6 separate regions of the Homo sapiens genome follow, and all the other regions are linked to region 6. Evidence: read pairs that join two places in POLR2A ChIA-PET (ENCODE). Cell type or tissue: MCF 10A. All regions are shown on one strand.

What was found. Peaks named below come from ENCODE experiments on the same cell type or tissue, not always from the same donor. Only the 100,000 strongest peaks of a DNase experiment are listed, where the experiment ranks them.
Region 1: POLR2A ChIA-PET joins it to region 6 with 12 read pairs; 10 of 35 experiments call an interaction of 5 or more read pairs at or near these places.
Region 2: POLR2A ChIA-PET joins it to region 6 with 12 read pairs; 13 of 35 experiments call an interaction of 5 or more read pairs at or near these places.
Region 3: POLR2A ChIA-PET joins it to region 6 with 17 read pairs; 5 of 35 experiments call an interaction of 5 or more read pairs at or near these places.
Region 4: POLR2A ChIA-PET joins it to region 6 with 30 read pairs; 7 of 35 experiments call an interaction of 5 or more read pairs at or near these places.
Region 5: POLR2A ChIA-PET joins it to region 6 with 65 read pairs; 13 of 35 experiments call an interaction of 5 or more read pairs at or near these places.

The regions. Positions count from the first base shown.
Region 1 is chr2:164,894,633-164,898,632 of GRCh38, reverse strand. SLC38A11 (solute carrier family 38 member 11) reads left to right here. Exons shown (of 12, transcript NM_001351537.2): 12 at 1-4,000. The coding sequence ends at 196. It also overlaps the pseudogene RNA5SP111. Among named protein-coding and RNA genes, the nearest start is that of COBLL1, 55 kb to the right of the region's middle. In MCF 10A, no CTCF peak of the experiment used is centred here; a DNase peak (open chromatin) is centred at 1,802.
Region 2 is chr2:164,915,399-164,919,398 of GRCh38, reverse strand. SLC38A11 (solute carrier family 38 member 11) reads left to right here. Exons shown (of 12, transcript NM_001351537.2): 8 at 3,426-3,496. Among named protein-coding and RNA genes, the nearest start is that of SLC38A11, 38 kb to the left of the region's middle. In MCF 10A, a CTCF peak has its summit at 1,894 (motif pointing right); a DNase peak (open chromatin) is centred at 1,928.
Region 3 is chr2:164,781,016-164,785,015 of GRCh38, reverse strand. All of the region lies in intron 2 of COBLL1 (cordon-bleu WH2 repeat protein like 1), which reads left to right. Among named protein-coding and RNA genes, the nearest start is that of COBLL1, 59 kb to the left of the region's middle. In MCF 10A, no CTCF peak of the experiment used is centred here; a DNase peak (open chromatin) is centred at 2,465.
Region 4 is chr2:164,734,106-164,738,105 of GRCh38, reverse strand. All of the region lies in intron 3 of COBLL1 (cordon-bleu WH2 repeat protein like 1), which reads left to right. Among named protein-coding and RNA genes, the nearest start is that of SNORA70F, 48 kb to the right of the region's middle. In MCF 10A, a CTCF peak has its summit at 291 (motif pointing left); DNase peaks (open chromatin) are centred at 285 and 2,325.
Region 5 is chr2:164,908,333-164,912,332 of GRCh38, reverse strand. It overlaps SLC38A11 (solute carrier family 38 member 11), which reads left to right. Exons shown (of 12, transcript NM_001351537.2): 10 at 585-697; 11 at 3,562-3,693. Among named protein-coding and RNA genes, the nearest start is that of SLC38A11, 45 kb to the left of the region's middle. In MCF 10A, no CTCF peak of the experiment used is centred here; a DNase peak (open chromatin) is centred at 2,042.
Region 6 is chr2:164,838,260-164,842,259 of GRCh38, reverse strand. COBLL1 (cordon-bleu WH2 repeat protein like 1) reads left to right here and starts at 437. Exons shown (of 14, transcript NM_001365672.2): 1 at 437-550; 2 at 1,014-1,104. The coding sequence starts at 1,064. It overlaps LOC101929633 (a long non-coding RNA gene), which reads right to left and starts at 1,511. Exons shown (of 2, transcript NR_110574.1): 1 at 1,438-1,511. RefSeq lists a silencer at 254-463. In MCF 10A, a CTCF peak has its summit at 58; DNase peaks (open chromatin) are centred at 59, 389, 779, 2,199 and 1 weaker place.

The DNA.
Region 1 (4,000 bases), 56 kb before region 6:
TTGTGTCATGCTTCCCATTGGTGCTGTGGTGATGGTTTTTGGATTCGTCATGGCTATTACAAATACTCAAGACTGCACCCATGGGCAGGAAATGTTCTACTGCTTTCCTGACAATTTCTCTCTCACAAATACCTCAGAGTCTCATGTTCAGCAGACAACACAACTTTCTACTTTAAATATTAGTATCTTTCAATGAGTTGACTGCTTTAAAAATATGTATGTTTTCATAGACTTTAAAACACATAACATTTACGCTTGCTTTAGTCTGTATTTATGTTATATAAAATTATTATTTTGGCTTTTATCAAGACTTGGCTTTTATGAGTAGTGCAATATAAAAGATAAAGAAAAGAAAAATTGAATGTATTTCACCTTTAACTGGAACAAAATAAGGGTTTTGTTCTAATGACTGCACTACACTAATGCTAATTGAAGAAGGGAGAGTTAAGCCTTTAGCATTTTCTGCCATCCCCCTTTTATTTAATATGCAAACCAGTATATTGTGCTCCAAAATAAGTAGGTGATTGTGGGTTGGAATTTTGTGTAGATGTCTTTTGGTGGGGGGGTGTGGGGGGTGGGCATTTTCTTTGTCCTTAAAAGTCTGTGGAACTGAAGAGAAGGGAAACCCAAAACGATTGAAAAGAAGACATATCCCAAGAACAAAGAGGAGCTCTCCGTTATAATTTCAGCAGCATCCTTTGTTTAAAGGGAAATGGATCCCTGGAGAAATGAGCAAAGACCTCTCCATGTGAGGAATCCTGAATCATAGACTGGCTGTGAGGAGCAAGGTGTGTAAAGAATCAAAATCACCTCCCATCTTCTGATGCTGTGGGAATACAATGGTAGCACCATTCTAAAACAGAAAAACAAACAAACAAACAAAAAAAACAAAAACAAAAAACAGTTGTTCTGTGGCAAGAACCTAAGAGATTGGTGATATGGACCTGTTGGATTTTTAGTGCTGTCAGGAATGTACAACTGGAAGCTGAACTTTGAAACTAGAAACGTGTAAGAAGAATCAGGGCTACAGAAGAAGCTTTCTCAGTCCACTGGGGGTTCCTCAGAGAGATTTCTGGGAGCTCTTGTTGACTGGGTCTTTGGGAGCAGATAGTGAGATGGAGTTTATCATAACTAATGGGAGAGAGGGGAAAGCAGGATTGTTAGGGAGAGGTAGAACTGCAGTGCAGGCTGACCTCAGCCAAATCCACAGGGAAGCTGGTGCATACATGACCCATCAGAGTTGTCCCTGTTCAAGGGTAATAGCCCAGTTTTGATACTGCTGCCTCCATCAGTCATTTAATGTGAGCATCTGGAGAAGGATGAGTTCTTGGGCTAGGCAGCTCTTTGCAGCAGAGCAAACCCTAAAGGAACTGAGAGCTCGAGGTGGTCTACTGATAGCTTTGTCACCACATGCTTCCTTACAGGGGTATCTGGGAGACACAGCTGTGCCCACCACAGATGCCCTCGGTTTACTGAGGATTTTTAAATGATTTTTTAATGAGGACTTTGTGTCTTTGTATGTATGACAATCTTCAAAAAGTAACATGAAAATCTGGGGCCATCTGGATGGCTTCCTTATATCAAGTATCACCTAAGATTTTCATTTCATTTGTATTCCAATCAGGTTGTCCATCTGTGGCACTATATTAATTGTTGCCAAATAACGAGAAACTATCACAAGCAGAGTTAATACATATATGATGAGTTTGTACAAATCAAATGCAAAAAGAAATCCTACAGGAAGTGTATAAAGGGTAGGTTCACAGTAGTTTGAATAAAGTGGCAAGAGCTGAGTCACTGTGTGACTCATAGTGAGAAAGGCCTATTGAACATAAAGGAAGATGCATTTTAGCAGGTAGAACCATGCTCAGGGTTTTAGTGGTGATTTATTTTTTCAATAAAATATTATCCTTACCATTAAATTAATTTAAATTCTGTTGGGTAACTTTTCTGTATTTAACTTATAAATTTGTTTTTTTATAGTTAAGGGTCATAGGCTAAGCAGTTTGTGCCTGTTTTTAGATTGGTACATGTTTAGGTAAAATATAATAAAAATGCTTTCATTCCATGTAAGAAATGAGGAAATGTAAGAAATTTTTGCCACAGTCTGTCATTACATTGCTCAAGACTGAGAAACACTGACCTACATAATTATTAAATAAAGTCATGAGGGATGAGATCTCTAAGCATGTACAAAGAAAAGTATGTCAAGGATAACATAATTTAGCACGTAACCATCTCTTATCTTGTACTTTGGTGTTGCTTCATACTCTTCAAGTAGATGAAAGCTCCTGGTAGGAACTGAGCGCAGCATTAGTGCCTAATAAACATGTATTGGTTTATTTATTTTTAATCAGCTGTAGAACAAGACTGCTTATGACCCAGTTATTAGCTGCACGGATTACCGACATCTTTCAAATTATAATTTAATAAATCTTAGGAACTCACATTTATTTTGCAAGAATACTTGTATGCTTATTTTGCCACCATGCATAACTGCAAGAACCCCACCCCTCAATCTATTTTCTGCCTCAGTTCAATAAGAGATTCCCCTGAAAATCTTTCCATCCCTGCCACTTGTTGCCCCTAACAAAGCAACTTGAAGGTTTTAAACCAGTTTTTGAAGCTGTCAATACACTTAAATGTATAAAGCACTTCTTAACTTTAAAAAGGTGGTGGTAGGCAAGAATCACATCTTTACACACAAATGAGAACATCTAGCAATACACTTCCTTTAAGGATATAAGTTGGATAGCATCTGTGTAATTTAGAAATTGAGTCATTGTTCACTTATTATAGAATCTTTATTATCAAAACTAACTTGAACCATCTTCAAACATCAGAATGGGTAAACTGTCTATGACCATACCTTCCTGAACGCACCAGATCTCATCTGATCTTGGAAGCTAAGTATGGTCTGGCCTTGTTAGTACTTGGATGGGAGAAGAAGTAAACTGCCTTGCCTGGACTATTTCCAATGATGCCAAACAATAATTGTTGCCCCTTGTCTTTCTTAAAAGGAGACTGCATCCATTTAACCAAACTAAGAAATTTTCAATTAGTCCTCTGCTGAAGTCATACTATACACATCTACTTAATTAAAGATACATTTATTGAAGAGAACAGGTCTCCTCCTGGTTTATCTGCTATAGCCTTGCTTAGGAAAGGAATAATAGTCTGTCTTTTAATTAGGTGTGGCTATTGATTGGAGCAAATGTTGTCAGGTGGCCCAAGCATGAATCAATGAGTGACCATGAGGTCACCCATCAGTGAGGGTACCCATGAATGCTTTACTAACTGTGGCAAGGATAATAATTTGCTACCTCAATAGAATAAGCGCTTTTAAGAATGTATGCTTATTCTAAAAAATGTGTAAAGAATTTGCCAAGATAGCAGAGCAAATATGTAGAGTGGACCAGAGATGCTGTGACCTAGAGAACACATAGACCAGGAGAGAAAGAAAAGAGCCCAGTCTTTGTCTAGGGTAGTGGCTTTTAAACTTGGACATGTGTCAGAATCACCTGGAGGCCTTGTTGAAACACAGATTGCTGGGCTTCACCCCCACAGTTTCTGATTCAGTACTTGGAGTGGGGCCTCAGAATTTCTATTTCTGAAAAGTTCCCAGGTGATGCTGCTGCTGCTGGTTCAGGGACCACGTTTGAAAAAGGCTGGAAGTTGGACATAAGAAAGTGCCAGATGGAGCCATCTGTTTAGAGGCTGGGACACAATACAAGCAAGATGTAGGAATACCATGCTAGATCTCAGGGAAGAAAATGAGGCTGGAGATGTAGGAGGGAGAGCAATTGGTACATATTAAATGTGTTATCCTTTGCCTCTTTGAAAAATCATCTAGAGACACAGTGAGAAGAGGAGAAACCACGACAATAATATTAGTGAAGAGCAATGACAAAGGACATGGGAGGAGAATTAACAAGGGAGAAAATAGAGATTACAACCCCAAATCAACACAGTTATGCTGGTTAAGCTGCAGGCCTGGTTC
Region 2 (4,000 bases), 77 kb before region 6:
TGGGGTTTTTTTGAGTTTTAAATTTCTTTTCCTCCTTCAATATTTTATTTATTTTATTTTATTCATTTTGAGGCAGGGTCGTACTCTATTGACCAAGCTAGAGTGCAATGGGGTGATCATGGCTCACTGCAGCCTCAACCTTCCAAGCTCAAGTGATTCTCCCATCACAGCTTCTCGAGTAGTTGGGTGTATAGGCACACACCATCATGCCTGGCTAATGTTTTTATTTTTTGTAGAGCCTGGATCTCCCTGTGTTGCCCAGGCCAGTCTTGAACTCAAAGCAATCCTTCTGCCTCGGCCTCCCAAAGTGCAGGGATTTCAGGCGTGAACCATCATGCCCAGCCTCAATATTGTATTTTATTCTTTGATTTCTTTTTTTCTGTATTTTATTATTTGAATTTAAAAATTAATTTGGGGTAAATTGATGTTTATATGATATTGAGTCTTCCCATTTGTGTGTATGGATATGGTATATTTCTCCATTTATTTGTGTCTTTCAATAAAAGTTTAACATGACGTTAAAATCATGCACATCTTTTAAAGTATTTAGTGTTTTTGTTGTCACTGCCACTTAAAAAAACATTTTAATTGGTCATTGTTTGTGTACATCAGCCCACTTGATGTTTTCTGTGTATTGAACTTGTATCCAGTAACCTTGCTGAATACTCTTATTTTCCATATGCATAAATTTTCCATATGTGTAATTATGTTGTGTACAAATAATTTACACAATCTTTTCAATGATTACACATCACTTATTTTATTGAATCAGCTAGGAATATCAATAATATATTCAGGATGCAGTGATATTGAACATCCTATCTGGTTTCATCCCTTAAGTAGAGTATTTCTAACTTTTCACTTTTAAATATGCCATTTGCTATAGGATTTGGTGGACATTCCTTATCCAGTAAAGGAAGTTCTATTTTATTATTAGTTTGCTCACCATGTTTTTCAAAATAAATACTGAGTTGTATGCTTTTCTATATATTTTGAAATGGTCATAAGCTTCTTTCCTTCATTAATCTGTTAATGTGGTAAATTACACCAATATCTATTAATATAACAGCTATTAATAAATATTGATTATATTAATATTTTGTTATTAAACTCCCCTTGCATTTATTGAAAAAATATTCGTAGTCATAATTCCTTATCTTATAAATTGCTTGATGGCATTTGATTTCATATTTCAGCATTTACAGTTTAAAGTCAAAAGGTCTATAACTTTATGTTTCCATCCAGGTTGAGTATCAAAGTTTCAGCAATCTCATAAAATATACCCGAGAACTTTCTTCTCTCTCTTTTTTTTTTTTCCTGTACAACTGATTGTATCTGGAACTCAATCCTAGGCTATTTTATAAATGATTGGAAAGCCATATTCAATATCTGTTTCCTTCTCTTTCCCTAGATTTAGACATATGCATTTTCCTATCTGTAACATCTTTTTTGGCACTTTCCATCTTATAAAATCATCATCATTATGATGAACAGAGAAAATCCAAAATTATCTCTAGGTATTGTTTCACACTCCGGGAATATACCCAAGGAACCATATGGACCCAGGGAAAAAATTTAAATGGAAGAGAAAAAATGAAAATGAAACTTCTACATTTTATTACTAATATAAGATTTAAAAAGTAGGACACCACCACAATCTGTACTAGGGTTGGGGAGTAAGGGTGAATATTTTCCAAGTGCAAAAACCATAAGAGGGAAAGCATACCATTTAAAGCATATTGCAAAGTTAGAGAATCCTCAAGTTTCTACAACTGTTAGTGCTGCCTGACTGAAATCATTTTCTAAGGATCATGTACAAAATATGTATTTTTTCCACATTAACATTGGAATTTAACAGGTATGCTGCTTTTAATGTCGACTGCTTTTAGAGTAGTGGAGGCAGCAGGTGGCAGTAGTTCCCACTCCCAAAACTGGGAATTGGAGCAAGTCTTATAACAATCTGTGGCCTCTCTTGCAGGCCTGCCTTTCTGTGAAGTTTCTTTGTGTCTGTAACTGCTCGTTTCATATATGGGAAAAAGGATGATATAATGCATAAATCCCACAAAGTGTGGACAACAAACAAGATTTTTTTGTATGTACCTTCTTTACATAGAGGATGAATAAACAAACTTATGAAATAGATGGGTCTTCATCTTTAGAATTTCTGTTTTTTATTGAAAATACCCAGCGCCTTTTCATGCTTCCTAGGAATATCCCTGTTCCATTCTTCATGCATTGTTTTGAGTCTTACTCAAGCCTTCCCTTCCCAGGGAAGTTGGCCATACTTTTAGACTTTTTGCTGCCTTTATTAATAATGCTGGATAATAACATTAATACTAATAACTGTTTATTGAACATGTGCTATGTGATAAACTCTCTTCCAGAAGTTTTACATATTTTATCTCATTTAATCTACACAGTCACTTAATGAGTTAGATACTACAATTATCCCCAGTTTATAAATGTTGAAATTGAAGCACAGAGAGGTCCTGTAACTTGCCTAAAATCACACAGCTAATAAGTGGAAGGAGGCCAGAAGAACAATTTAAGCTAACTGACCTTAGAGCCTCTGCTGTTCATCATTATTCATGATGTGTTAGCCAGGTAGACCTATCACTGCCAATATCAAATATTTTAATTCCACTAGGATGTAGCCTGTTTCAAGCTGTTTAAAGTGCATATATTTCCAAAATTCCCTTGAGAAATACATCTACAGTTGGGAATTTGAGGCCACTGTCAGATGGTTCTGCCTGGAAAAAACATGGGAGTGAATAAACCAGGAAGATAAATCTCAACTTCTTCACTAATTATTTGTGGAAGCTTGGCAAGTTATATCACCATCCAGAGCTTGATTTTCTTCATGTGTTAAATGGTGATAATAATACTTAAGTGTTATTTTGAAAATTAAATGAGATAACACAGTAGAGTTTCTAGAAGATAGTACATCCTCAATTAGTATTAGTTCATGTTTACCTCTCTCAATAAATTTTAGTGCTGACTAAATTTTTCTTGGGTAGGTTAAGCCTGAAAAAAATAAGAGCGGAATGAACAGCAGTAACTGGGCATTGTTAATTTTTGTATCTCCCTCAAAAGGTAGCTGAACTGGTAGGTGCATAATCAATGCTGTCTGTTAAATTGATGAGCAAATAAACAAATTCACAAAATTACATAGTCTGGATATTTTACATATGTAAAAATAGAATTTGTCCAAGTATTTGACATACATTTTAGAGGACTGGGGTTAAGAGATAACACTCATGCTCCTGGGAAATTTATTCATGATTACACAAGATTAATGGGAGCCCCTTATTAATTTCTGGCTTAAAGACACTCAGTTTATATTTGTGATACCATTTCTTGTTATCTGATATACTGATGCTTGTATTTATTTAACAATTTATCAAGTTAACTGATTTTTCTTCTAGACCAAAAACAGAAGACGCTTGGGTATTTGCAAAGCCCAATGCCATTCAAGCGGTCGGGGTTATGTCTTTTGGTGAGTATTTGGTTTCAAAGGCCCTTTCTCAATGTGGAGTTCTCTGTTCCATGAAAAAGTGCTGTGTTTCATATTTATGTCTGGATAGCAGATGTCCTAAGTTTTAGACTTCCTATTAGCAGCATATGATCTAGTTTGTGCCAATATAAAATTAGGCTCAAACTTTTCTCACTCATCACTAAAATTTGCTTCAATTTGGAGAAATCTATTTCTCATGCAGAAACTCATTACAGTCATCTTGTTTCTTAACTTGGAAGGCTAGCAAGTGTTATGGACTTCTTCAAACCCTTTATTATGTCCCAAATGGCAAAGGAAGCCACAGGATGAAAACGATGGGAAAAAGATTTCCTTCAGATGGGAAGGGTCATTAGGAAAAGGAAAATGAGAGAGAATGTTGGACTGGCCTGGTTTATATCAAGAGTAACATGAAAAGACCACATAAGCCTGATGTGAATGAATGGTCTCATTTCTAGAACTATTAGAAAAATTATTTTCTGACATATT
Region 3 (4,000 bases), 57 kb after region 6:
CTCAAGCCTTTTTTACAATAGCATTAATACATTCATTAGGATGGAGCCCTCGTGACCTAAACATCTCTCATTAGGCCCCACCTCCCAACACGGTCACATTAGAAATTATGTTTCTAACACAACTTAGAAAGGGAGGACACAGTCAAACCATAGCACCTTCATTTTATATGTATTTTAATTGTTTTTAAAAAAACATGTATTGGCTCTAGTACCAGTGGAATCCAAAAATGAAAATAGCAAATTTCCTTCTCTAAGGGAATCCACAGTGTAAAGGGAAACAGATAAATGCATAAGTATCATATAGCACTTTTTTGCACCCTGATTACCCATGAATGGCCTCCTCTAAGGGCTTAGGGAAAAGAAGACAGGGAAGCAGATTATGCAAACAGAAGGAAGGGAGGAGAGATTAGGATGCCTTCTTAGGGAAATTCACATTAGAGCTGGCCCTTGCAGAGAGAACACAGTGCTGTGGACAATGGGTGGATATGCTCACATCACTCTGGAATTCACCGCAGCAGCCACATGAAATAATTACGTATGTGGATCCAGCACTTTCTGTATGCTTTAGCAGTGTGTAAGGAACTTGGAGGACTAAAGAAATATCTACAAATTATGCCTTAAAGAAATGAACTTAAAATTTAGAGATACAAAATGCAGATATAAAAATAGAATAATAAAACGACCTAGGATTATATACAAAAGCACATGTTTATTGAGTGACTTCTGTGTGTTGCGCAGTATGGTGATACTACTCCCTTTGTGGATCTTAAAGTCTATAAAATATAAAACATATAAAACATGCATAAATGAAAACTTAATGTGAATGAAGTTAGAGCTAAATGCTGTGAATACTTTGAAATGAGAGAATCTACCATGAGACGAGAGAGAAAGGAAGCCTGAGAAGATGACAGTGGTCTACTTGGATCTGCTGCTTCTCCTGCCTGGACTCCGGTCTTGCCACCTCCTTCTCCTGGCCTGGCTCCACACCTCTAGAAAGAATGTGAAAATACCACTTTTATCAGAAGTGTTTGATGGGTTAACTGATTGATTGAGACAGGGTAGCTCTCTGTTGCCCATGCTGGAGTGCAATGGCATAATCATGGCTTACTGAAGGCTCGATCTCCCAGGCTCAAGCAATCTTCCTGCTTCAGCCTCTTAAATAACTGAGACCACAGGCATGCACCACCATGCCTGGCTAATTTTTTATATTTTGTCGTGATTGGATCTCGCTATGTTGCCCAGGCTGGTCTCAAACTCCTGGCTCGTGCTATCCTCCCTCCTTGGCCTCCTAAAGTGCTGGGATTTATAGGCATGAATCACTGCGCCTGGCCAGTGTGATGGTTTTAACTTCATTTTGATCTCTTGCTTATAATATGAAAGTGTCTGAAACCACTACTGCTAAATCTTGGCTGTAATTGAATGTCTGGGATGGAGGAGGAGTTTTTAATGTTTGGGTCTGGCCAGCCCAGCAAGGACATGTGCTTCTGACCACACTGATTCACTGAACTGCTTTCTTCAGAGCCACAGCCCACAACTTGAGAGGCTCTCTTCTCTCCTCTCTCCTCTCTTTTCTTTTCTCTTCCTTTCTTTTCTCTTCTTCTCAACAGGGTCTTACTCTGTACTCACACTAGAATGCATGCAGTGGCACAATCACAGCTCACTGCAGCTTTGACCTCCCAGGCTCAAGTGATCCTCCTGCCTCAGCCTCCTGAGTAGCTGGGACCACAAGCACGTGTCACCACACCTGGTTAATTTTTTTTTCTAATATTTATTTTTAGTAGAGATGAGGTCTCATTATGTTGACCAGGCTGATCTGGAATTCCTGGGCTCAACTGATTCTCTCACCTCAGCTTCTCAAAGTGATGGAATTATAGGTGTGAGCCACCATGCCTGTCCTTCATCTTGCCTTTCTGAAAGACCTGTGGGATTTGGGCATTTATTCTTAGAATATTGCTGTAGAAGTCCAAAAAATACATAGTTGTGATAATTGCATACTGAAGGCTTAATCTCCCTTTTATGTAATATATGAAAAAAAATGGGAAAGCAAAGCAAACTACTGAACTATTGAAGTTATAACATTTTAAGTATAACCATTTAAAATGTATCTTGGGGAAGTTCTGATTTTATAGGTGATAAAATTATACTTGCAGTGGGTTTTCTTGTTATTTTGAATGTTAAACTTTTATTAAACATTTAATGTGATATATTTATAGAATGTTATTTTTATATTTCAGTTGCTATTATGAAGTATAAATCTTTGACCAGAAATCTACTTGTTATATTAATAACAGTCTTAAAATATCTGGCTGTTTTTATTAAAATTGTGGTAAAATACACAAGATAGAATTTACCATTTTAATCATTTTAATGTGTAAGACACAGTAACAGTTAGTACATGTACAGTGTTGTGCAACCATCACCACTATCCTAGCCCAGAACAGTTCCTAAAGGAAGCCTGTACTCATAAAGCAGTCCCTCCCCATTCCCTTTCTTCCTCAGCCCCTGGCATCTACTAATCTGCTTTTTCTTTTTTTAATGTGAATAATATGATGTCACCGATTGCAAAATAATGGAAAGAAACTGGTTTGATCTTTCTTGCTCAGTTGATATAAAATAATGCTTTTCTATTCGGTTTGTTAGACTAATTTTTCAGTTAGGTGATTTAAAAAACATAATTAACAGTTAATTTAGGGATGAGGAGCTCTACTGAAGAATTTTTTATTAAAACATTAGTAATTTTATTAAAGGAGCAAGTGAAACTCACAAAATTAAGAAGAAGTAGTAATAAAGGCCAGGCATTTTCTTAAACTTTCATAATACTGAGAATTAACTGCAAGAATGAAGCCAGCCATCAAGATTTTTCTCACTTTTGTAATTTGTGGGAATATAAAATTGCAAACATAAAAGTAAAAGACAATTCAAAGTAATGAGAATTAGAAGTGTTGGCTGGATAAAAAATGTCCTAAGTTATGAGGGTAAAAGTTCCATTTTTTTTTTAACTGGATAGCCTTCTCTGAGGCTAAAGAAAAAACACTTAAAAGAAAGGATAGCTTTATTCCATTTTAAAAAATTCAACAACACATTGATAATGTTTTTAGGGAAGCATGTTTACAATTTCTCTAAAAAGCAGTAATGAGGTTTGAATACCTTGTTATACTTTTGAGATTTGTTGAAAATAGATCTACTTTATTGGTTTTCTCTGTGTATGTGGTTTCTTTATGCTTTGTTTTGTCTTGAGCACCTTCACAGATAAAGCCTTTGAAATAAAGTCAGGATCTATGTTTTAATTTAGGGCACAATTTCAAATTAAATTTGACTTTTAGTTCAGTGGAAAAGAATGTAGCTCTATAGTCAGACTGCCTAGGTTCAAGTCCTGCCTCCAAGGTGTACTACTGCCTTGACTAATTCGCTAAATAGTTCTTACCCTTATCAGTGAAGTATCTTGTAAAGTATCCATAAAGATATGTGTCTGTGGATTGTGAGAAAGGGGAAAGAGCACCTCAGCAGCACTTTACAAAGTGTCTGGTCTGCAGTAAGTGTACAGTGAACATGAAAGCTTCTGATTTGACCATGATGATACCAAAGTATTCTTTTATCTAAAAATTAAATATTGGCCCAATGCTTCTCCAACTTGTTAGTAGCAATTTTATTTTTATCAGCCTTTCTCAAAACTGTTCCAGCCTCTCTCCACAAGTATTCACATACTGTTATCACAGGCATGGGCCATTATTGTGCTATTTTTGTCATATGGATATGAGGTACCTAAAAAATAAAAGGTTTTGGGTTAAAAAAGAAAGTCTAATAACTTAAATCAATGTAAAGAAGATAAATGTTTGTTTTCTCTGTGTAGTATTCACTGTGATGTATGTAAAAGGTATTGAATCTTACTTTTTGTGTTTTTGATTTTGAAGCAGTAAACTTTTATAATTACAGTGCAACATTATGAAACTCAGACTATTACAGAGGGAAATGCGTTACTGCTGTTGAAATACTGGAGGGA
Region 4 (4,000 bases), 100 kb after region 6:
TTTGTTTTGATTGGAGCACATGTGAGATGTCATAATTGAAAACACAAAGAAAGCACAGAACTCCAAGCTAGAAGTCCCAACTAGAAGTTACAGTTTGTTCTAGACTTGCTGTGTGATCTCAAGCAAGTCACCTCACCTCTCTGGGCTTTTCACATAAAATAACCCAGAGACATGTCGCACATGCTTTTCAGCCTGATTTACCTGTCCCATAGCACCAGTTTACAGCAGAGTTGAGCCTAAGCCCGCGGTTTTGCCTGGCATAGGGTTGGTCCGCTGAGGAACTCGGGAGCATTTTACATGGATTACAGCGCCACCTATTGGGAAAAAGTAGACTATGAAAAATGACAAGATAAAGGGATCGGTGTGGGATTTTTGCTGAAAAAACGAGAGTAACAACAGTATGGATCTAGAAAAATTTCTGAAGTTCACGTCATATTTATATTTATTGAGAAGTGTCCAGTGATGACAAATGTGTGATAAATATATGTTTATAGCAGGGTAATTTTTTTTTAACTGTCAAAAATCTATAGGGTGGTACAAACCATGTTTAACTATATAAGATGCTTAAATTTTGGTTTAGATCCTTATTCTGCTGTAATTGCCTAAAACAAAAGTTGGCATTTTAACTGTGCAAGTACCTAGACATAACAGTACTACTTGAGTTTTTAATCGGTACTATTTGAGTTTTTAATCATCCTGTCATCTAGGTTCTGTCATTGCCCTCCCATGTCCCCCATGGCTCTGAGCCCAGGAGAATGTCAGCCTCTGTCACCTGCCTGCTCCCCTGGTTGGGAAAGGGGTGACAAAGTATTCACAAATGTCCTCAGAACATTGTTCCTGGCAGGGCCACCCTCTTCCCTTTGCTTTCCTGGCGTCTACACCTTATAATAATGACCCTTTTTAATTTCAGTTTTTTAACTTAATTTAATTTTTAAATTTTTCTAGAGACAGGGTCTCACTCCATTGCCCAGGCTGGAGTGCAGTGGTGTAATCATAGCTCACTGCAGCCTCAAACTCTGGGCTCAAGTGATTGTCCTGCCTTGGCCTCCCAAAGTGCTGGGATTACAGATGTGAGCCACCGTGCTCAGCACTAATTTTAGTTTTTAAATTTTTGTGATTACAAGTGCAATAGTTAGATGTTTTAGAAAGTTGGAAAATACAGATAAGCCAAAAAATTGTAAATGCAATTTCATTAAGCAGGCAGATTGCAACTTCTAACATTGCAGTGTCTAGCCTTTTATTCTTAGGCATGCACATATATGTACACCCATCTATATGTGCACTTCTTTTTTACAACAATATGGTATTATATTGTACGTGCTATTTGTAACCTGCTTTTTTTCAGTTAATGATTTCCATCTTTCATGTCAATAAAATGTTATCCTTTGTCTATATTCAAATTGCCCCAATTATAGTGAGATATATTTGTAGTATTTTTGTTTTTATAAGGGGCATGTATGTGTGTTTAGTAGGTGTGTTCTTAAATCACAATTTTTATGATGGTAATTATTTATAATTAGCTCTGAGTATAACACCTAAGATAAACAACCAGATAGAGTCCAAAGTGGTGACTTTCTAAAAATTGTGGGGCTTTTTACATTTAGTAATATCTATTTTTAGTATGTTAAGAACTTATCAGCTTAGTAATCTGACCTATTACTATTTATCTTCAAATCTTAATTTCATGTGTTATTTTCTTCAAAATATTTCTTATAGCATAATAAGCATTCTCAATTTTGAGAATGGGTCTATTTGTTTCGTGTACCTGGTACATTTCATTTCTTGCACACACAGAGAGAGCACTGCTTCATTCCTGAACTCATTACTGAACTACATGGGTTAGCATAAGATTGATAAACATCAGCAGCAATAGAGAATGTTTTAAAATTTCTGTACTATTACTGGTATGTGTAATTGGGTTGTTGGTGTGCACTTACAAGGTACAGATATGAAACTAATCCAGGGAATTGTTATTTATTTCTGAAAGAAGTGGGAAATCTCATAGGGATTTCTTCATTTCAAAGAAGAGCTTTTAGAGTCTTAAAAAAAAATCAGCCCTCTAGAAAATTATTATATTATCTTACAAGAGAAAAAATTCTGTAAATAATGTTAATGCAAAGCAGACTCTGCTGAGTAATAAAATAACCCAAAATTCAATGTGGTGTAATAATATAGAGGAGTGATTATAATGTTCATCCAATCCTTTTCCACTTTTAATGATTTGCCTCAGGTTTTAGATGGACTGCTCACGTGTGCTCCTGCCTTAGGAAACAGGAAGACAGGCATCTTTTCTGTGGTGATCCTGTGGTCAAACCCATTAGCCAACTGCCTTCAGGTGCATCAACTAGGGGATGATTATCCAACCAGAATTGTTATCTTTGGCAGAAGTAGTTTGGCATCCAGGTGGATAATTCTGAGCTCTATTCAAGCGATTATTTTATTTCCTGTGGGTGCACTTTGTGACTAGTTAACCCCAGCGGCAGCTCCATTGGAAGCACGACCTGCTTAAAAGTTAATGTCCTACTTTTGTAGTGTTATGACTCCTTTATGGTAAAGCTAGACAGTCAGTAATTCCCAACCTCAAAATCTTGTGGTCAGGGTCAGCTTTCCTGTGTTACAGTGCTGAATGCTGAGGCTTCAATTAAATATTTAAAGCATTCAAACTAGTCTGAGTCTATTTTTGGAAAAGATCTTAACCCTATTTAATGTTTATGTCTCACCTTTGTGTAAAGATGGTATGGCTTAGGCAAAACAAGCTTATTAATTATAAAAAACAACAGAGCTTTCACCATGTTACTTTTTTCTAAAGCATATGAACCTCCTCTCAACAAGTATGCTTTCTCATGTGTCAGTTGTATTAGTCTACTATGCATTTGAGCCCCTTGACTTTCAAGCAGAATTAATCACTGTTTTCTCTAAATTCCCCATTCGACAACAGCGACCTAGCCAGGTGCCTAAAGATTACTAAGATGTGGTCCTGCTAGAGGGGAGCTCACATCTATGTACACACAGAACCCAGTTAACTTCTTGAGGTCACTCTGCTGCTTAAGATCTAAGTAAGGCTGGCCTGAACCCCTGTTCCACTTCCTGTGGAAGGTTCAATGCCCTTTATAATCTCATTGTAAACTCCCAAGAGTTTTACGTTCTTGGGGTCACCTCTGGCTCTGACTTTATGCCTTACCACCTCTGGATTCATATTTTTCAGTTTCTGCTTTTGAAATTTCATCCTTTATTTGACACCTCCCAAGGCTACCAGAACCTTAGTGATGGCTTGTAGAGTTATAGTAAGCACATCACATAGCAAACCATTGAAATTTGCATTTTAGGTCTCCTGTTGGTTACTTTCAGCAACACTGCCACTTTGTCCCTCCAATCCTGCCCTCTTTCCACTGGCTAGCTCCTCTTTCTGTCTCTGTCTCCTTTCTGCATTAGCTTCAATCCTATCAGCTCCCTACAAAATGTATCTAGAATCTGAGTAGTCCAGGACACCACCATCTCCCACCTAAATTTTCGCAATAACCTTGTAGCTGCTCCTCCAGGCTATTTTGAATACAAAAACCAGAATGTAATCCTTTTAAAAAGTAGAGTAGATCACATCACTCCTCAGAACTCTTTGGAGGCTTTCTGTCTCACTCAGTAAAATCTCAAGTCTTCACTTGAAAGGCCTTTAAACACTACAAGATTATCACCCTGATTTCATGCCTATTGTTTTCACTAGCCGACTAGTTTCTGTTTTTCTTTAAACACTTAGAGCACATTCCTGCCTCAGGGTTTTTGTACTTGTCAAAGCTATCTTTCCGCAGATATCCCAGTCCCTTCAAGGTCTCAATTCTGGTGTCATTTTTCAATTAGGACATTCCTAACTTCTTTCCTTATTTTTTTTTTTTTTGTCAGAGCATGTAACACCATCTGATATTTTATATATTTTACTTGTTTCTTTTTTCTCTTCTCTCTAGATCAGTTTCATAAACTTCATAAACTACAGTATGATCAGAATAGG
Region 5 (4,000 bases), 70 kb before region 6:
GTACAAATTGGCAGCAAATCTACCAAAAACAAATAATAAGAGAAAAACTATCAGTGATGGATTTATCTTCACATGTAGCATGTACTGGTTTAAATCAGTGAATAACTACATAGTTATTGAATTCAAAAACTTTTATTTAGACCTGGTCATCTATTCTCTTAATTAAATGAAATGAAGTTTATGGAGATTCACTTATAAGTCATGTGTTGCTTAATGACAGGGAAACATTCTGAGAAATGCATTGTTAGGTGATTTCCTCATTGTGCAAACATCACAGAGTATACGTACACAAATCTAGATGGTAGCACCTATTACACACCTAGGCTATATGCTATAGCTTATTGCTCCTAGGCTATAAACCTCTACAGCATGTTTCTGTACTGAATTCTGTAGGCAACTGTAGCAGAATGGAAAGTATTTATGTATCTAAACATAGAAAAATATATAGTAAAAATACAGCATTGTAATCATATATGTGGGCCATTAGGTGATGCATAACTGTAATATCTAATATTTAATTTATTAGATAGTTATCTCAAACATTTAGTATCTAGTAAATAAACTTATTTTATATTACTATCTAGGGGACTTATTTGAAAATTACTGCAGAAATGATGACCTGGTAACATTTGGAAGATTTTGTTATGGTGTCACTGTCATTTTGACATACCCTATGGAATGCTTTGTGACAAGAGAGGTAAGCGCGGTTCCTTCCCAACGCTTTACCCAGGTGATCTCTCTGCCACATTTAATTTAGGAAGATTTATAAATAATACAGTTTGGCAAATTCCCAAGGGCATGACAAATGGTATAATTTGTAAAATTTTCTTTTTTGACTCTAAAATGTCAGAGTTTAAAGATGAATTTATATTCAGATGTTTACAAGACAATTTTTCAAAAGTTCGGTTTGAAAATTAGGTTTGGTAGATTTGGCTTATATTTCTGTGAGCACAAATATTTATACAACTGCATTCCAAAGTGACTGCCAGCCTTTTGCGACAGCCAAACTAAAGTTGTTGCTTTTAAGGCATTCTTACAAAGAAATTAAGTATCAAGGTTTAAAACATGTTTTACAAAACTGTCTTTTTGCTTAGATGTTTTATCAGTCAACATGTATTAAAGGCACTGTAGAATCTACAGATTCTAACTGGTTTTGTTATTTTTTAAAAACTAAAATATCTTATATTCCATGGAGAACCAAAATTCAACTGAAACTTTTAGTTTTACAGATACATTTTATTTATGTATTTATACATGTAGACGTGTATATTTACAACTATACATAACATAAACTAATAATATAAATAATAACAAATATATAGGATATTATTTACATATAAATATATTGTATTGTCAAAGTCAGCTCTAAATTGGGTTATATATTCCACTTGTATTTGTAGAGAAATATTATCTGAAAGAGAATTCATTCTTTTGGTGTAAAATTGGATAACATGGCCTGTCAGGAATCCCTTATGCTGTCAGCTAAAAATCCACTGTACCAGTCGGCAGTAAAACATGATCTTGCTTCACAGTGGGTCTTTCAGGGACCACACTGAAAAGGGCTCAGTCATAGGATCTGTTCCTAGAGGCTGTTTATACAGTGCACCATGTGAAAGGGTCTAATGAGATAAGTGAAATATCTACAGAGCTTTAAATACACTAAATAATCAGCAGGCTTCTTGAGGCAAGCCAGGGCTTACTTTAAGTCAGTCCCAGGGATAAGGAACTGACTGCACGGGGAAACAGAAGAGGGAAATGTTTAGCACTGTGTATGTCCTTTACAACTAGCACTTCTCTCCCTCACACATGTATAACTCACAGGCCAGTTCTCTACCTTGACTATAAAGGAGAAATAGACTGAACTAATTTTTTTTTAAATTTAAGAGCCTTTCGAAACTTTACTAGCTATTGTCAGATGCAGGACATGGTATTATTTTAGCTTCTGCTCAGTACGTAGGTTCAAATCTAATCTCTAGATCAGCAAGTAAGAACAGATGGTGCATTCTCACGTGGTTGCTAGTAAACTGCCTGCCTGCAGACGATCTGAGTCACTTCACCTGCACAACTTCTGTGTTTAGTACTTGAAACTTGAGTTTCCTTTCTAGCTGCTGTGGCAGGAAGATAGAACTGAATCAAGATCTCTGCCACAATAGCAAATACTCAGCAGAAGAATGGTGTCTATAACTTTCCCTTCTCTTACTCTTCATTCTGCACACACACACAGGTACACACACAAATGTATGACTGACAAAAATATAATCAAACTGTTTCAATTCATAAAAGCACTAAAAAGGCTGTCTACCCTTAACAAATATCTCTTACTACCTGCCTCACTAAGTGATTTTTCACTCTCACAATTATATCATAGAGGCATCTGTAAGAATGGATCTTAAATAAGATAATACTTGGAGAGACATTACAACTTATGTTATTAATATCACCATTAAATTATTAGCAAAGTCATGGCAGTATGTGACACATGGGAGATGTTGCATATCCAGGCAGCACAGCTTAGAGAGATGGCTTCTTTATGATACCTCAATATCTGACCTTCTGTTATTTCCAACTCTTTGTCTCACTGTTCTTTTGCACAGGGTCACTACTTATTCAGACTATCTTCTCTTTATCCTCCATAGGTATTGTTCCTGTTATTACCTCTTTGCTCTTTTTCACGCTCTTGTCTCAGCCTATAATTCTGCTCCAAATCCTGTGCATGTTTCAAGCCCTACCTCAAACCAAGGTAGGTCAAGCATATTTCAGGGATGCTGTAAAGGAGATTACTGTAAGGAGACGGCTCTAGATACCTAAAGCTCCTTCTAGTCCTAAATTCTCCTTGATCTTTTTTGTCCTGTTATAAATTGATCTCTACTTGCTTTTTTAAGTTTCGTTGTATGCCTCCAAAAATTAATTCCTGAGAATAGGAATCATTTCCCTGACATTTTATCTTTGCAAACCATATCATAATATGGGACACATTAAGTCAGTAATTTTTTATTGCTTTCCTGATCTGAGTAGTCATGAAAAATGGTGATGAACTCTTGCCCATTTTTGTTGAGGAAAGGCAAGATAAAATAGACTTAAATTATAACAAATAGGAATTAGTTAATGCAGAATTAATTTCCTGTTAGTAAAGGATATTACACATCCAGTATTAATAAGGGAAATGTGACAGCTACTTCTTAGAGGCCATGCAAATAATCTAAATAGCATGTTTAGTTTGTTTTAGTAGTAACCTATTGGACTCAAGAAAGAAGGATAAGATAACTTTCCAAAGTCTCTCCTGTACTTGAAAGATACATGTATTGAAACATCGGTATGCCACACTATAGGTCTGTAATATAATCCACTGACTAATAGTTCAACAAAGAATACTTGTTATTGATATGTGTGTCTGTATGTAAGTAATTTGGAAAATATAGAACATTCCTAGTGACTTAAGATTTGATTAATAGCCTTGTTGGTAGTATTTTATATATTCCTAAATACTATTGTAAAATACTCCCTCAATAAATCCTGCATGCCTTTAAAAGTCCCTCTCAAAATAATCTGTTTATTCGGCAGGTAATTGCCAATGTGTTTTTTGGTGGGAATCTTTCATCGGTTTTCCACATTGTTGTAACAGTGATGGTCATCACTGTAGCCACGCTTGTGTCATTGCTGATTGATTGCCTCGGGATAGTTCTAGAACTCAATGTGAGTACGTGCAAAGATTTACCCCTTCACTCTAAAATTCTCTTTAAAAGATAATGATTACATTTAACATAAGATGTATTTTCCTTAACAAAAGTGTCACTTTTGAAGTGGAATCAAAATATGTTTGTAATAGTAAATATTTTCAATGATGATTCTGTGCACTTTGTGGGACTATATAGTTTTAAAGTAGTGGTTGTTTAGAGACATATGGGGTCGTCACAACTGGGTAGGCAGTGCTGTTGGCCTCTAGTGGATAGAGGCCAGGGATATACATCCCACAATGTGCAGGTCTCTCACAGCAAAAAAT
Region 6 (4,000 bases):
CCCTTCCCCCGCACCTGTCCGGTTCAGGCGCACCAGCCTTCCCGAAGCGCAGCCTAGCGGTGGGAATGGGAACACCTCGTCTGGGAGCTTTCTTTCGGTTCAGCTTCCCCAGCCGGACCCCAAAGACCCGAAGCCCTGGGGGAAGGAAATTCCAACTTGCTCCCGGCCCACCCCCGCCCCGTTCCTCTCTCCGGCTCGCTGCTTCCCTCGCTCCAATGCCGCCGAGCTGGTCCCCACTTATGTGCGGCCGTGCTGCAGAGGCGGCGGCGAGCTCCCGGACTCCGGGCAGGGAAATGGGGCAGGGTGAGTGAGAGAGCGGGCTCCAGCGAGGCCCCCAGCGCCCAGCCAGCGCCCGCACCCCGCCCGCGGGACAGGGGAGGTGCTGAGTCGGCCCTGCCCGCGCTGGGCTGAGCCTCGCAGGGGTTGCCGCTTCTCCATTCAAGTCCTGGCTTGAGAGCCGAGCGGCAAGAGCGCGGGCCGGGGAAGGGAAGAGTAGGAGAGGAAGCCGCGAGGGAGAACAGGCGAGCTACTGTCTCCTTTGGAAAAGAACGTAGGAGCCTTGGGTGGGAAAAGAGAGATCAGCCCTCCCAACTTCTCTTCGGGAAAAGTTTTCCTAGGGCGTTTTGTTTGTGCAAACTCGGCCGGAGGAGCCTGGGAGTGCGCTGCCGGCGTGGCAGCGGTGCCCGTGCGCCCGGCCCCGCTCCTCCTCCTTTTCCAGCCCCGGCGGCTCCTCTCCCTCCGAGAGGCGCCAAATGGCTACCCAGTAAACCCCACGGGGCGGGGGCTGCAGCGCCACCGCCTCCTCCGCCGTGCTCTGGGCGCCCGCTAGACCTTGTAGAGACGGCGGCGGCGCCCGCGGGCTGGGAGCCGGGGCCCGCAGGTGGAAGCGCACCCGGGAGGCGGGCCGGCCGGGGCTGGAGCGGCTCGGGCGGGCTCTTGACGCTCAGCCAGCTTCGCTCCGGCCTCGGGAAGGCGCGCGTCCCGCCCTGACCCGCCGGCCTCTCCCACCCCAGCAGTGACGCGCCGCCTGGGAGCTGGAGCCCGCGCAGCGCCCCGCAGGGCGATGGACGGCCGAACCCCGCGCCCGCAGGACGCCCCAGCCAGGTAAGCCCAGAGCGCCGCGCCGCCTCTCACCGGGGAGGGCGAGGCCGGCGAGGACAGCGAGGCCTCGGCCGTTTCACCTGGCTGGCAACTCGCTGCCCTGCCGGCGGCCTGACTCACTGACTGTCCTCCACGCGGCCGGGGAGGCTGCTTCCTCCCGGCCTTCTCGGAGGCCGCCCGGGCGGAGGGCTCGGGTCGTTTTTGGTTGCCTTCCTACCGGGGCTGCCCTGGGTTGCTACAGGCCAGCTGAATGCCAGGAATTGGGTGAGGAGTCCGGGAGCAAAAATTGTAACAAAGGGACCCTTGTTTGGGCTCTGGGGGAGCGGTGGACGATACCTGTAAGTGAGCTCCTGGGGAGGGAGGGCAAAAGTTTCCTTGGTCATGGGCTGAGGCCCAGGCAGGTGAGCAATGTCAAGGTGACTGTAGGGAGTGGGCTTTCTGCAGGCGGGTGGAGGGCGACAGGAGGGTGTGCCAGCTGTCAGCCCGCATGACAGTTCCGGGAGCGAGCGGGGTGCGCGCCTCTGATTGGGGGTGTGTGTGCCTGTGGCCAATTGCTGGTTCCAAAACCCAGCGCAAATCAGATTGCAAACAACTCTACTTTTCTTTTTATCCTCACATGTTTGAGAAGAGAGGAAGGGGGCTGTCACATGGTGAGTTAATATTAAATGAGGCATGTCTTCCTGCCAGATATGCTAATAGTTACCTTGTTAAGCGTTTGAGTAAACAGTAATGAGAACAGGTAGTTCTGCAAGAGATGAAGAAAACCTGAAAATAACCTTGGTCTTAGTAAATAGTTCAGGAGTAACCTGGATGCTAGTTGAGTTTCTCAAGTAGGAAACTCGTTTGATGTAGTACAAGATTTTTCCCCCCAGCATAAGTGTTCCTCCAACATAGTTTATTTTCTTAGTTAATCTGAATGCAGAAATGCCCTAATGAGAATACGAGCATTCCAGAAATAGAAACGTTAAGGAAAAATCGACGTTGTCACTAATGAATGAGACTTGTACAGTTTTCCTGATTTAAGAGTGTAGAAGTCATTTTTCCCTGGAACATGACAGGCGTTTCCTTAGAAGCAAGTCACAGCATGTTTATTCATCAGAGACCATGCGAACATTGGCAGCTGTCTAGAGGAAACATGGAAAAGTCTCAAAGCAACATGACTAATCTAAAAGATATTTAGTATAATTTTTACATAGAGGAAACATGTAGTGTATTAATTATTTCATTTTGCTCAAATTAACTTTCTCCTTTCTGCAAATATTACTCCCACTGTTGACTTTCATTTCTTTTCTTTCCCCAGGTTTTTCATTGCTTAAATATTTTCATATATCCTGACATATATTCTCACATTAGGATGAGTAAAGAAATATATCGGTAGAAAGATATTGAGCATACAAGCAAGGTTCCTAAGTGGAGCTGCAAAATTATGTGAATTGACGATGAGACAGCTGTCAGGATACCGAAATGTATTCAGGGATTGCAAAATGAGATAGAATTAAATTGGATTTGGAAATGGATTAGGTTAAGGTACTTTAAAAAACAAAAAAGAAAGAAAAACATACCTGCTTTCACAAAATACACCCATGGGTGTTCAGAAGTCACTGGGGACTTTTAAGTAAAATAGGTGAGGTCAGATGGCTCTGTGTTGAAGAAACAGAAGAACACTTTTTGCTGGCAAGCATAACTGTAGTAAGAACCTTCAGACTTTACTCTTGATATTTTATTTTAATGTAGAGACAAGGTCTTGCTATGTTGCCTAGTTGATCCGAAACCCCAGGCTTCAAGCAATCCTCTCACCTTGGCTTCCCAAAGTGTTGGGTTTACCAGTATGAGCCAGTGCGCCCAGCCACTTTTGAGAATTTAAAGGTTAAACTGATAAGTTCTTTGCTTAAAAAGAAAGTACAAAAGAGCCTTATCTAATTTGTCAAGCATTTGTAAAGGACTTTTGCCGTCCCCTTTTCAAATTTAAGTAGGGAAAATCTGTCAACACCTTATCTAAAATAACACAGTAGTTCTATCATTTTGCCTTACATTATTCTACTCAGAGAAGTTATCATTACCTGAAAAATATCAACATGAAAAAATTACCTCTCTACTTCATTTGTCTTATTTCACTTGTCTAACTTGTCCTTTGGCATATTCCGAATGCCTGTCATATAAGATTTGTTGAATATTTAATATTCAGTATTGCTTCTCTTCTCTCTCAAAAACCCAAATTATAAAAGGTTTAAACTGGGGGAAAAATATCTAGATAAGGGTATTTGGGAAGTGGCAGGCAGAAATCTTAATATGTTATAATTGTTAGGTTTTGGAGATAAATTTCTTGCTATAAAACTGACTAATTATATCATAACTCATTACTTTAATAGACAATGAAGCCTAGTTTAGTCTTTATCCTTGGATATTACTGTTGGAAAGAATTCCTCTGTAATTTTCCAAGTTTTACATTGTTGTAACATGTCATTTTAACATAGCACCAAGTTTTGTTCTCCACATTTTATAAATGAGAATCTGAAGCTCAGAAACACTGAGTGTGTTGAAGTCCCAGCAAATTAGTAGTAAAACCAGAAGAAAAACTCCAAGTGCCTAGTTCATTTTGTTAATTGCTTTTTATCTTTTCTTGACCATGGTATGATATAACATACCATGACGTTATACATTTTAACGGATAACTTATATTTAACCATTAACTCTGTAATATTTTAATACATTTCAGGAAAAATGTAGTTGATATCCTTATCTTCACTTTTATTAATTCTATGATAAATTAGCCCATTCAGGGAATGAGTATTTTAGGAAAATAAAATTGTTTTATGGCCTCTCAGCTGCTGCTTTTTCTTTGAAACATTCTAAATAATAATTGTAACATCAAAAGGGATAGTTTGAAGTTTGTTTGGTG